Linked DNA regions of Mus musculus: region 1 is linked to region 2. Evidence: chromatin loops called from intact Hi-C (ENCODE). Cell type or tissue: heart. All regions are shown on one strand. Each heading gives the region's core, and the rest is flanking DNA. Links, peaks and the distances in the headings are about the cores only.

The links. A loop is a pair of places that touch in the nucleus more often than their neighbours do. Peaks named below come from ENCODE experiments on the same cell type or tissue, not always from the same donor. Only the 100,000 strongest peaks of a DNase experiment are listed, where the experiment ranks them.
Region 1: a loop joins it to region 2, with 1.8 times the contacts of the local background. A loop is called at or near these places in 1 of 42 quality-filtered maps.

Annotation. Positions count from the first base shown.
Region 1 is chr15:75,979,368-75,985,194 of GRCm38, forward strand. Ccdc166 (coiled-coil domain containing 166) reads right to left here and starts at 2,918. Exons shown (of 2, transcript NM_146059.2): 1 at 2,434-2,918; 2 at 505-2,320. The coding sequence starts at 2,862. The coding sequence ends at 1,400. In heart, for the core only: no CTCF peak of the experiment used is centred there; a DNase peak (open chromatin) is centred at 2,554; H3K4me3 peaks cover 2,240 bases; H3K27ac peaks cover 1,387 bases; H3K27me3 peaks cover 1,788 bases.
Region 2 is chr15:76,090,016-76,095,842 of GRCm38, forward strand. It overlaps Nrbp2 (nuclear receptor binding protein 2), which reads right to left and starts at 1,675. Exons shown (of 18, transcript NM_001358359.1): 1 at 1,356-1,675; 2 at 793-915; 3 at 623-724; 4 at 438-527; 5 at 231-271; 6 at 37-131. The coding sequence starts at 1,478. Gm41349 (a long non-coding RNA gene) reads left to right here and starts at 690. Exons shown (of 4, transcript XR_003951571.1): 1 at 690-1,041; 2 at 1,319-2,031; 3 at 5,414-5,817. In heart, for the core only: CTCF peaks have their summits at 1,399 and 2,910 (motif pointing left); a DNase peak (open chromatin) is centred at 1,716; H3K4me3 peaks cover 1,412 bases; H3K27ac peaks cover 1,347 bases; H3K27me3 peaks cover 3,304 bases.

The sequences.
Region 1 (5,827 bases), core at 1,032-5,031, 110 kb before region 2:
TCCAATCTTGTCCCAGAAATAGCTGCATCAAAGTTCTAGCAACTGTCTAGCCAGCCTACCCTGGTCCAAACAGGTAGAACGTCCATGGGATTTCTGTTGATGCCTGTGTCCCTGAACACAAGATCCCCAAGGCAATGACAGAAGTACCAAGGCTGTGGGCTCCCTCATCTTGCACCCTGGGTCAGGAGGTGTCAACTGCCCTGGACTTCCTGGACAGGAAAGGTGCTCAAAGCCAACAGACTCCAAAACTCAGTTAAGGAGTGCTCTAACGACTGGTCTTGTACATTAAGACAAAGAGGGCTGGAGAGATGGATCAGCGGTTAAGAGCACTGACTGCTCTTCCAGTGGTCCTGAGTTCAATCCCTGGTGACCACGTGGTGGCTCGCAACCATCTGTAATGGGACCCAACACCCTCTTCTGGTGTGTCTGAAGACAGTTACAGTGCACTCATATACATAAATCTTTAAAAAGAAGTTTAAAAAAAAAAAGACAAGACAACGGGGCTGAGGTGGTGGTGGATGCCTTTAATCTCAGCACTGAAGAGACAGAGGCAGGAGGATCTCTTGGATTCAAGGCCAGCCTGACCTATACAGACCCTTTCTATAAAGGAAAGGACAGACCAGCACAATGGAATGTAAGATGTGACCCAGGTAAGATCCATAGCTAGCTACAGACACCACAGGGACAATTTGGCCAGTATGATTTAGTTTACAGTATTTTCTCCAAGGTGCATTTCCTAATTTTAATCATGTCTTGAAGAAAGTTGGGACAGGGCTTGGGCTGTAGCTCAGGAGGTAGCCCTGGGTTCAACACCCAGCACCGGAAGAAAACAGGTCAAAGTCCTATTCAGTAAACACAGGGATATATTTAAAATTAAGGGGCATAACTGTCTCCAACAGAATCCCGGATGGCTGAAAGTACCAAATATATAACATGCATCCCTGTTCATCTAGATGGGTGGCAATGGGAATTCCTAATAATTCTTGCAGTGTTCCCTAAATTGGAATGTATATACATATATACATATACATACCTACATACATATGTGTGTGTGCGTATTATATAAAGCATTGGAAAAGCCCAGTAACTTCTCCCTGTGCTGAGAACAGAATCTGCCCTCTGCTGCTGAAATTACACTACCCAACTTTCCCTAAGCCTGCCTGCCTTGCTGGCTGTTGGTGGAAGAACATCGAATTCCAGCAGCCAAGGATACAACCAGCTCTGCTGTAGCTCGAATAGCAGGCCTCTGCTCACTTGAAATACAAGGGCATCGACCCAGGCAAGTGTCAGAGCGTCACAGAGCTTATTTAACACTTTTATTAACATATCTATGCACCAAGAAATCTTCCAAGGTTTGTCCTCCACCCTATGCCCTACTGGCCTGCCTCCTCGTGTGGGTTCAGGCTTGCTCCAAGACAGTTTCTGTGTCGTCTTCAGCGTTTTCTGCCTCCTCCAACTGTGGGCTGAGAGGGGCCTGATCTTCCAACAGGGCTGTGGGAAGCTTGGAACTGGACTTTGCAGGTGTGTCAATTTCTGGAGAGACCTCACGCAAGGAGGGCTGTGGAGAGATCCGAGAGCCCTCGCGCGACCGCAAGGTACCAGAGGTCATGGATGGAACCCTGGAGCCCTTGCGTGACGGGGTCGCGGATGAGACACGCGAGTCCTTGCGTGATGGAGTCAGAGATGAGACTCGAGATCCTGGATGTGATGGACTCCGGAGAGCAATCACTGACCCAGCCTTCTGAGATAGGCCCGGAAGAGACTCACTGGACAATATAGATGGAGTCTTGGAGGGTCGGTGTGACAGATCCATGGATTGGCCCCGGGAGGTTGGAACTGACTGGGGCGTAGCCTGGGCTTTTAAAACGTGACTGGTTGACCCGATGCGCAAGCTGGGTTGGAGGCTTTGGGGTGGCTGCCAGAGCGGTGGCCCCCCGGGGCCCCTTTGCAACCAGCCGTGCATTTGCTCCAGGTTCTTCAAGTCCACATGCTCCCGGCGCAGCTGCTCCCGCTGCTCTAGCAGCTGCTGTCGCATGTCCTGCAGTAACTGGGTCCTCTGGAGAAGTCTCATGAGTTCTTGTCGGAGATACCCGTTGTCCGCCTTGAGGGCCTGTGCGTGGGAAATGAGGGAACGTGCGGCCTCCCGCTCGGAGCGGCGCGTCAGGGACTGCACTTGCAGCCGCGCCTCCCGCTCGAAAGCCGTCTTCTCATCTAGGAAGCGTCGCTTCACCCCGTGGAGGAGCTGCGTGTGCTCCACGCGCATGTGCAGCAGCTCGCGCTCCAGGGTCCGGATTCGCGCCAGCTGCTCCAGCTGCAGCTCCTACATGGGGTGGGGTGAGGGTTGGGGAGCAGGGGGCGCCGATCAGCGCACCGGTAGGGAGCGCGCCCATCCCTCTGGAGCCCGCCCGGTCCTCGGGGGGCGCGCGCACTGGCCTTGTAGGGCTGGAGCTCCTGCACCCGCTGCGTCATGTTTTCCGCGCGCTTCTTCATTTCCTGCAGCTGAGCGCGCACCCCGTCCTCACGGCCGTGGTAGAAGGACGCTAGCTCCGCTCGCTGCCACCGGATCTGCGCCAGATCCATGCGGTTCTGGTCTTCGACGCGCACGACGGCGTTGGCGCAGCGCAGAGCGTGCGCGCTCACGTAACCGACATAAAGCCGGTTCTCTTCGCGCAGGCGCTGCGCCTCTCTGTTCAGGAACTCGTTGTCCTGCAGCACCTCGTCGATCCGCTGCTCACAGGCCACCAGGCTTTCTGAGAGCAACGCGTACTCGCGCTGTAGGTACTGCGCGCGCTCCGAGAGCGGTTGCTCTGTAGTTTCCTGCTTGCGCCCCGCGTTTTGTCCGCGCTTCTTCTTGGGCGCCATGGCTTGAGGCCCAAGCCAACTGGACTCATGAGAGCGCTGTGCTCCACCCGCTCCCCCAGCTCAGTTACTCTCCCTTCTTAACCCGAAAATTCTGGAGAACTGCACCCTAGGTTCAAGGGTGTGTCTTCTGATTATGAGGTTCAGAGCAGGCAGGATTAAGGATCAGAGAGCACCGTGGCCAATCTGTATATAAGCGTTCCCTCCAGACCACAGCTTTCGCATCCTGGTGCGTAGCTCTAGGAATGTTGATGTCCAGCTTGAACAACCTCTATGGAGACAGAACTTGGTTGCAGTGCCTCGACCTCATCCCATTCTGTTGCTCTGGCAACGGCTTGACTCAATCATTCATTCCCTAAGGTTTCTTATATCCTTGCATGATTCTTCAGTTACAGTGTCGCAGGTCAGGCAGAACTTCAGCTTCAAGACACTGAACTAACTTCCAAGTGCCCAGCCTCCACTCACCCGGGTCTTAGTGCTCTTGCTTTCACTCCACTAGCTGCGCTTCAGGCCCCACAGCATAAGGGGACTCTCACCGACGCTCCCTCCTCTATCCAGCTTTGAGCGAGCTCTCCCCCTTTCCTTGTGAAGTCTTCATGCTCTCAGGATGAAGCCTCCCCACAACATTTGTTTATTTGTGGAGACAGAGTTTCCCTGTGTAACAAAGCTCAGGTTGTCCTGGACTCGCTTTGTAGACCAGACTGGCTTCAAACTCGCAGACATCAGCCTGCCTTTGCCTCCGGAGTGCTGGGATTAAAGGCATTCACCACCACGCTCAGCTCCACACAGCATTTCTAAGGGGACGCTTGGCATCTAAAGCCTTGATGGAATGCTACTACCTTTCAGATAAAATGCACGATGAACAACGGTCTTCATTTCATAATCCAAGCGCTGGAGACTCGGTAGCCAAACCAAAGGGAAACTTTATTTTACAGCCTTGCTAAGTCTGCGCAACCTATTGAAAGGGCAAAAGTAGCTAGTCTGCAAGTTTGGCTCAAAACAGTGATATATATATATATATATACACACACACACACCTATATATCCCCCCCCCCCTCCGAATTCCTCATTGGCTAGGTTCTTCAGGGAGGTAAAATTTTCCCTACTTCTCTGATTGGCATAGAAACTTTCCCATCCTTCTGGGGTTCAAAATCTCCCCCCCTTTCCATTTACATGGGCTCAGTCCCTTAGTAGATCTGTGATAAATTTAAAAGGGCCCACGTAGGAAGGTGCCAGATGCAAGCTAGAGAAGCCAGGGACCTAGTGCTTCCTGCTTGTCTGTGGGCCATTAATGAGTGCTAAGTGCCCCTCAGGTTAAAAATGGACTCTTTTGCCCACTTTTTATTTTTATTTTTTGGCCAGTGCACTTTTCCACGAGGCCCATCCATTCTACCTTCTTAGCTTTCTTTGCCCGTAAGCCAGACATCTAGAGGATACAAGGGGTCCATCGGGGATTTAATGTCTCCCTTTTTGCTATGAGCTCTATACGGACAGTGTCTTTACAGGATTCAATCTTGATCAGAAAACATCAGCAGTGTGCCGGTTTGCTAGTGGATACCGGAGGTGACAACCATTCAGTGGGGGGTGCGGGCTCAGCAGAGTGGCAGCAAATAAACCACGGGCTTGTGTTGACTCTGTACAGGGACGTCACCATCACCCTGCCAAGCAAAAGGGCAGCAGCCAAGATCACCTAGAAGTACTCTCGAACACAACGCCCAAAGTGTTTGTAGTGTTTGACCAATCACAGATCTAGGAGGCAAAAGAGACCTTTGACATGATCAGCGAGGCTGGGCAGTGGTGGTACATGCTTTTAATCCTGGCACTCAGGAGGCAGAGGCAGGAGGATGTTTGAGTTTGAGGCCTGCCTGGTCTACAGAGTTGAGTTCCAGGACACCTAAGGCTATGTGCAGAGATCCCTACCTCAGAGAGGAGGAGAGAAAAAAAAAAAAAGACACAATCAACTAGAACCAAATTGGCTTCCTAAACAAGGAAGAATTGAGAATTGCACTGTCTATTTGCCTCACTGGGGAAAAACCCAGTTGGAGGAAACCTGGGTGCCATGCAATGCCAGGCTCCATCAGTGTCACCGTGTTCCTCAGTATATTTGGGGAGATGTCACCCGGCAGCAGATCCTGAGGATGTCACTAGGAATGCTTTTGGTAGCTTAGATGAAGAAGCAGCAGGGCCAGAAAGACTACCATAGAGAGCTGCTGATATCCCCCATGTGACTGTATACAGAGGAGGAAGTGAGTGAGCTATACAGAGAGGCCCTTGTTCACAAAAGTAGATTTCAGCTACATGGAGTTTACACACAGCTTTCAAGAGGGAGCAAAAGACAAAGATGACTGGCTTCCAGATCGGCAGACAGACAAACATTCCTGCTGCCCCCTGGGGTGTTTCTGAAAGTTTTGTCCTTACCATTATAACTGTTTTTTGCCTTCCTCGTTTTGTATTCTTAACTGTTTGGGGACACATGTGAAGGTTTGATCCTGTAATCTTAGCACTTGAAAGGTGGTGGCAGGGTGATCAAGGAGCTAAAAGCTAGCCTGGGCTACATAAGACCCTGTCTTTAAAAAAAATGTGTAAGTAACTCGGTGGTAGTGGCACAAGCCTTTAATCCCAGTACTGGAGAGACAGAGGCAAGTAGATCTCTGAGTTTGAAGCCAGCCTGGTCTCCAGAGCAAGTTCTAGGACATCCAGATTTGAACAGAGAAACCCTGTCTCAAAATAATAATAATAGTGATAATAATAAAGCATAAGTAAAAATAAAATGATACTAAGCATGATATAGGTATGGCTCCCATAGACCCCTGTGTTTAGTTAGAAGATGTGGTTTTGTTGGAGAAAGTATGTCAATGCTGAGGCTGGCTCTGAGGTCTATGCTGAAGCTCTGCCCAGTGTGGCACAACCATCTGTATCTTTCTGCTGCCTGTGGATCAAGATCTAGAACTCTCACCTCCATCTCCAG
Region 2 (5,827 bases), core at 716-4,715:
CCCTGCCCCCTGCCCCCTGCCCCGCCTCGCCAGCACCGGAGCCGATCTTGATGAGGCCATTGTGCTGAATGAAGATGGTGTCGCTCGTCAGGTTCCCGTGGATGATGGGGGGACTGCAGGCGTGCAAAAAACTGCAAGCATAGAGGATGAGAGGCAGGAAGAACCGGGTCAGAGAGCAGCGGAAAGGTGCAGAGCAGGGGGCAAGCGCGTGGGCAAGGCCAGGCTCTCACCTGAGTGCAGACAGGATCTGCGTACACCAGCGCTTCCAGGCCTGGCAGCGGACGCACGACTCCGTCGGGTGGGCACCAAAAGGCTGCTGAGCCTGCGGAGCCCGCCCGCTACCCCACTCCTGAACCGAGGTTTTTCGGAGTCCCCCGCCCCACTACTGTCCCTAAGTTCTGCTGGACTCCCTCCAGTCCCCAGCCCACTCCCCATACCCGGGCGTTCATGGCCTTGTGGTTCTTCTTGGTCTTTTTGAGGAACTGCTTGAGGCTGCCAGACGACACGTATTCTGTGATGAAGATGACCTGCGGGCAGGCGGGCTCCGCCGTTGCGGGTGGGTCTCCATGCTGCCCCACCCAGCCTGTGGCTTCACTCCGCCCTTCACCCGCCCCTAGCTCACCCTCGCGCGGGCCTCAGAGGCGTCCAGCCAATACTTGTGCAGCTTGACGATGTTGGGATGGTCCACCAGCGCCAGCTGCTCAAACATGGTCTGGATCTTCTCCTGGGGAAAGAGGATGGTTGTGGGGCCAATCAACGGTATGGGGCAAAGCGGGTATAGACAGGCCTCACCTCATGGGCCGCAAAGGCCTTCCTATCCCCGAAGTGAAGTTCGTTCCACACCACTTCTACACCCTCCTCCGTGTCCATGGCCAGAAAGGTGCTCTGGATCCCGGGCATGTTCCCTTGGTTCACCTAGGTGGGAAGAATGTGTGTCCTGATACGAATAGACCCAGGGTGTGGACGTGGTCTCCGCCACAACCTTCCCCCAGCCGTGAATGTGCTGCTAGCCTTGCCCAGCTCAGTGGGAGGGCTGAGGAGGTAAGGCTGGGAATCAAGAACCCAGGGGGAGAAGGGTGGTGTCCAGGGGCTGGGCCAGAAGGTACGCAGGTTTTAGAGGTTGGGGAGATCCCCAGAGCGGTAGTAGGGATCCAAGAGGCACGTGGAGGTGGTCCCAGTATGACACCGGTGTTCAAGGAATGGGGGTTTCTCACCAGGGCTTGGGGCCAAAGGGATCCGAGGGCCTCCAGAGGCCAGGGCGTCCGGGGAGACCCTCATACTGGCTCGGCCCCACGGATCCCATGGCTTCTATCCTTAGGCTACGGGACGGCGGCGTCACCCGCACCCGTGCCCACCTGCTCCCGCCGCTTCTGCCAGCGGCCACACGGGCTCTCCTCCAGGATGTCGCTCTCGTCCTCGCTCTCGTCCTCCCGCTCGCGCTCCCGGCCTCTCCTCGGCGCCGGCTCCGGGGCCGCCATGGCTCGGCGAGCCCAGGCCGCCGCCCTCCGCGCAAGCCCTCGCCCCGCTCCCGCCCGCCCTGGCCCAGCGCCCAGCAGCCCAACCTGGAGCCCAGCGGAGCGGCCGCCGCGAGCCCTCCTCGGCTCCGGGAATTGGGAGGCGCGGGCTCGCAGCGGACCCGAGGGAGGAGCCGCCCCGCCCCTCCGGAGCCGCCTCTGCAGGCCGGTGCTGGACTGTAGCTCGATCCAGGGCGGCAGAACCCCGCCCCAGGCACGCCTCGTCCTCCCAGACCACTCCTGCTTCCCCCAAAGCTCCGCCTCAAAGAGACGCGCCCCTCAAAGGCACCACCCATTCCTGCGGAGGCCTCTCCAAGGTTTCCCAGGCAGCTGTGGTTCTCCCAGCAGACTGTGCCTGGCCTCTTCGGGAACCACTTTTGCCCAACTCTTGAAGCCAGTTCTTCCAGCACCGCATCCCGATCCTGCTCCCATGACAAGTGTCCTGAACTCGGCCCGATGTAGAGAGTCTGAATGGGGCATCAAGGGTCAAGGGCATCTGGGGGCAGGCACTTCAGTGGTAAGAAACCATATGGTCTCAGAAATGGGACCAGTTCCCTCCTCAGGTAGCCAAGGAACGCATCACTAAAGATGCACCGCAGCAGAGACTGATGGGATACTCTTTAAATCCTGACTGCCTGTCTCTTCCTGGACCAGAATTCCGTGCAAACCCACTTTTCATAATGGCGAGTTTCTCTTTTCTCCCCAAATGTGACGCTCTCCGTTCCACTATGGGCTCCCTTGAAGCAATGGAACCACGAAGAGGGAGCATTTCTCACTTGTCACATCCAGCAGACTCCCCCACCCCCCGAAAACCTCTATCCACCCCTCAACTGCCCTCAGTCCTACCTCTGCCCTTCTACCCACCGGCACCTCCCCTTTCTATATAGAGACCCTGGCTGTCCTCTGATTTAAACATCATCTGACCCCTGACCAGCTCTGCCCCCCACTCTGCTCCTGACTTCTGTCATAGCCCGCTCAGAATGCTGCAGCTTGCTGTGGACTTCTACCTATCCTGAGAAGGGTTAGCTAGTTTAGCAGATCAGGAGGGGTTAACCCTCTACTGGCCCTAGAAGTCAGAACAGGGCCAATGCTTGGAAGACAATTCCCATGTCCTTGGATCTACCTATTTGTGTCTGTTTAACTAGGACCCTAGCCACACTGGAGAGTCTGCACTAAGAACACAAATGATGAAGAGCCTTGTACCACAGTGTTAGCAGAGCCTCTTGGGGGGGGGGCAGGCACTACAGATAGAACCCGTTTTTTAAAAATGTGACATTGAGGGCTCGTTGGTTAAGAGTACTTCTGCTCTTGCAGAAGACCCAAGTTCAATTCCCAGCACTCACACAAGTTCACAATTACCTGTTACTCCACTTCCAGGGGATCTGCTGCCCTCTTCTGGTCTTGATGGGTACCAAACGCACATACATGTAGGCACTCATTATCACATACACATAAAATAAACCTTAAAAACAATGCACAACACCAAGGCTAGTGGCACGCACAGATCACAGCTGGCAGTAGCACATGCTGTCTAAGAACTGTAGGGGACAGGGTAACTGGATGCTCACACAGACGTCCCCTAGGTTCCATTCCACAAGACGTTTGCTACAGCTGGTTTCTCTAAGCAGCCTTTGTGGAGGTCAAACCTGCCCTCCTGACTGTTTGCTGCACTTGACAGGCCCATCCATCCCTCTTTGTGCTGACTGTGACTTATACATAGAATGCATCTTCTGTCACCCGTTGAGGCCACGTCCTTCAGGTGTTGACTCAGGTGTCATCTCTCCGACAAGACATCCCTAGGCTCCATGCTTGCACACCCTGTCTCCTCCCTAGCCTCACGAGACTTTCCCATGACATTTGGCGCTGGACCTGCCTGTGTTGGTCTGTTTCATCTGTCCATGATGGAATGTGGATCTATAAGGGCAGGGTGTCTGCTCTTGGTGCCAAGGGTAATGTTCATCACATGCCACGCCCTCATCAATGGTGTGATGGATGCGTGGGAGAAGGATGCATGAAGGCTTAGTAGGTGGTCCAAAGAGTCTCCCGAGGCAGCTGCATAGGAACCAAACCTCAATTCATTTTCTTCCCTATAGCCAGTCCCATGTCAAACAGGTATGTGCACTCTAACCCCTAGTACCTGGGAAATGGCCTTATTTTGAGACAAACTCTTGTTGGATCTAGAGAGGACTCTGGAATCCAACATTGGGCATGGAGTCTGAGGCTGAGGTGTGTTCTTGGTCACTTTCCTCAGCTACTGCTCCAGACCCAGTTGCCCTCCTGTCTCCGCCTCTACTCCTGTCCATCTTCCCATCCTGCCAGATGCTTACTATTAATGTCCTCTGGGCACACCCCGTCTCAATGGTCATCTGCTCCCTTGACATCTTGTCTTGTGCTTTAGCACTCAATTCCTTTCTCCTACCTCTTGTAGCTCTCCCAGGGATCCTTGGGTGTCCCTTCTGGGTCTCTCCGAGGCTGTCCCTGCTGAAGGGTAGGCAGCCGATGTCTGGTTTCTGAATTCCTGACCATTTCTTTCCCTCTGGCAGGTGGCTTTCCAGGCTTAGACAGATGTTCCCTGAGGCCAGATATTCCAGGGAGGAAGAGAGAAGGCCCCTCGCCTCATGGGCAGCACCCGGCATTGTGTTTTTTCGAAACTTGCCTCAAAGACCAGAGGAAAGCGGTAGTGAGAGGCTGGCCCCTTTGGGATGGGCACAAGGCCGTGGCTTCTGTTCTCGTTCCAAGGAAACCAATATTGATCTTCCAAGCTCCTTTGGGGAGCTCACCCCATGTGGCAGGAAACTACTGCTTCCCGACAACAGTCAATGAGGGCCAAACAGCCTCTCTGTAACTTAAGTTTGGAAGCGGTTCCTAGGGAGTGTGTGTGTTTGGAAGCGACCAACGGAGGGGGAAAAGAAAAAAATCAGCTGTTTCAAGAGATTTCAGGAGAATTGACATCTATTTAATCATTACTCACTACTAGGAAATAGAAGCAGCAGTGCTAAATGGAAGTGATGGGTCCTGCAGCCAAGCGCTCCTTGGGTACCAGGCCCCTCCTCAAGTGATGGAACTCCATCATACCCACCAAACGGCCTCCGAGGATGACTTGAGGATTGCGTTTTTATTCATTTCAACAATGTGCCCAAAAGATCAATTTGCACTTGGTCAATACAACAGAACAGACAAATACATGTGTGCTGTGTGGCGGGCACTGCTCTCCGTGGATGAGCTTTGAGCTCTTTGTGGGTTATCAGTAGTCACAGCATTCAGAATGCAGGAGACTCAACAACCATTCAGCTGCCTTCGGAGGAGAAGGAGGAGGGGGGAGGAGGAGACTAATGTGGACATACAAGTTATTTCTCTTGTTGAGAAGTCTTACTGGATGCCACAGGAAGGCTTATTCGCTTTTCAATATTGGCTAAAAAAAATAGATGGAAGTCTAAAACAACAATGAACTTGTGATACAATGTAACATTTCCCTTCTCTTTAAGAGAGCAATTATTACCAGGCAGTTATTGATGGGTGGTGGTGGCCCCCCATATCTTTTATCCCAGCACTGGGGAGGCAGAGGAAGGCAGATGTCTGCGAGTTTAAGGCCAGCCTGGTCTACAGAGCAAGTTCCAGGATAGCCAGGGTTACACAGAGAAATGCTTTCTTGGAAAAAACAAAAACAAAAGCAGAGGGGGTTATTTGAGCTATCCTAACAGATACCACAGGAGGCATGGTAAGTTAAAAAGCAGGAATTAATTTTCTCATAGAAGTCCAGGATCCCAGAGTCAGGATCTCTCCTGAAGCTCTCCCCTTGACATGTGAACAGGTTCTCCTCTCAACATCCTTGAACAATACCGGTCTGTATGTGACTGTCTTAACTCCTTTCTTCCTTTGTTTCTTTTCTTTCTTCCTAGATTTACCTTATTGTATGTGCAGTGCTTTGGCTGCGCATGTTGTATGTGCTGCGTTCATGAAGTGCCCATTGAGGCCAGAAGCAAGTCGGCAGTTACAGGCAGTTGTGACCCTCCATGATGGTTCTGAGAATGGAACCTGAGTCCTCTGGAAGAGCAGAAAGTGCTTTGAGCTGTTGTGGTGGCTTGAATATGCTTGGCCCAGGAAAGGAGATGTGGCCTTATTGGAGGAAGTGTGTCACTGGGGGGTGGGCAATGAGACCCTTCTCCCAGCTACCACATGGAAGCCAGTCTTCTCTTAGTGGCCTTCAGATGAAGGTGTAGAACTCTCAGTTCCTCCTGCACCATGCCTGCCTGGATGTTACCATGCTCCTGCCTTGATGATAATGGACTGAACCTCTGAACCTGTAAGCCAGC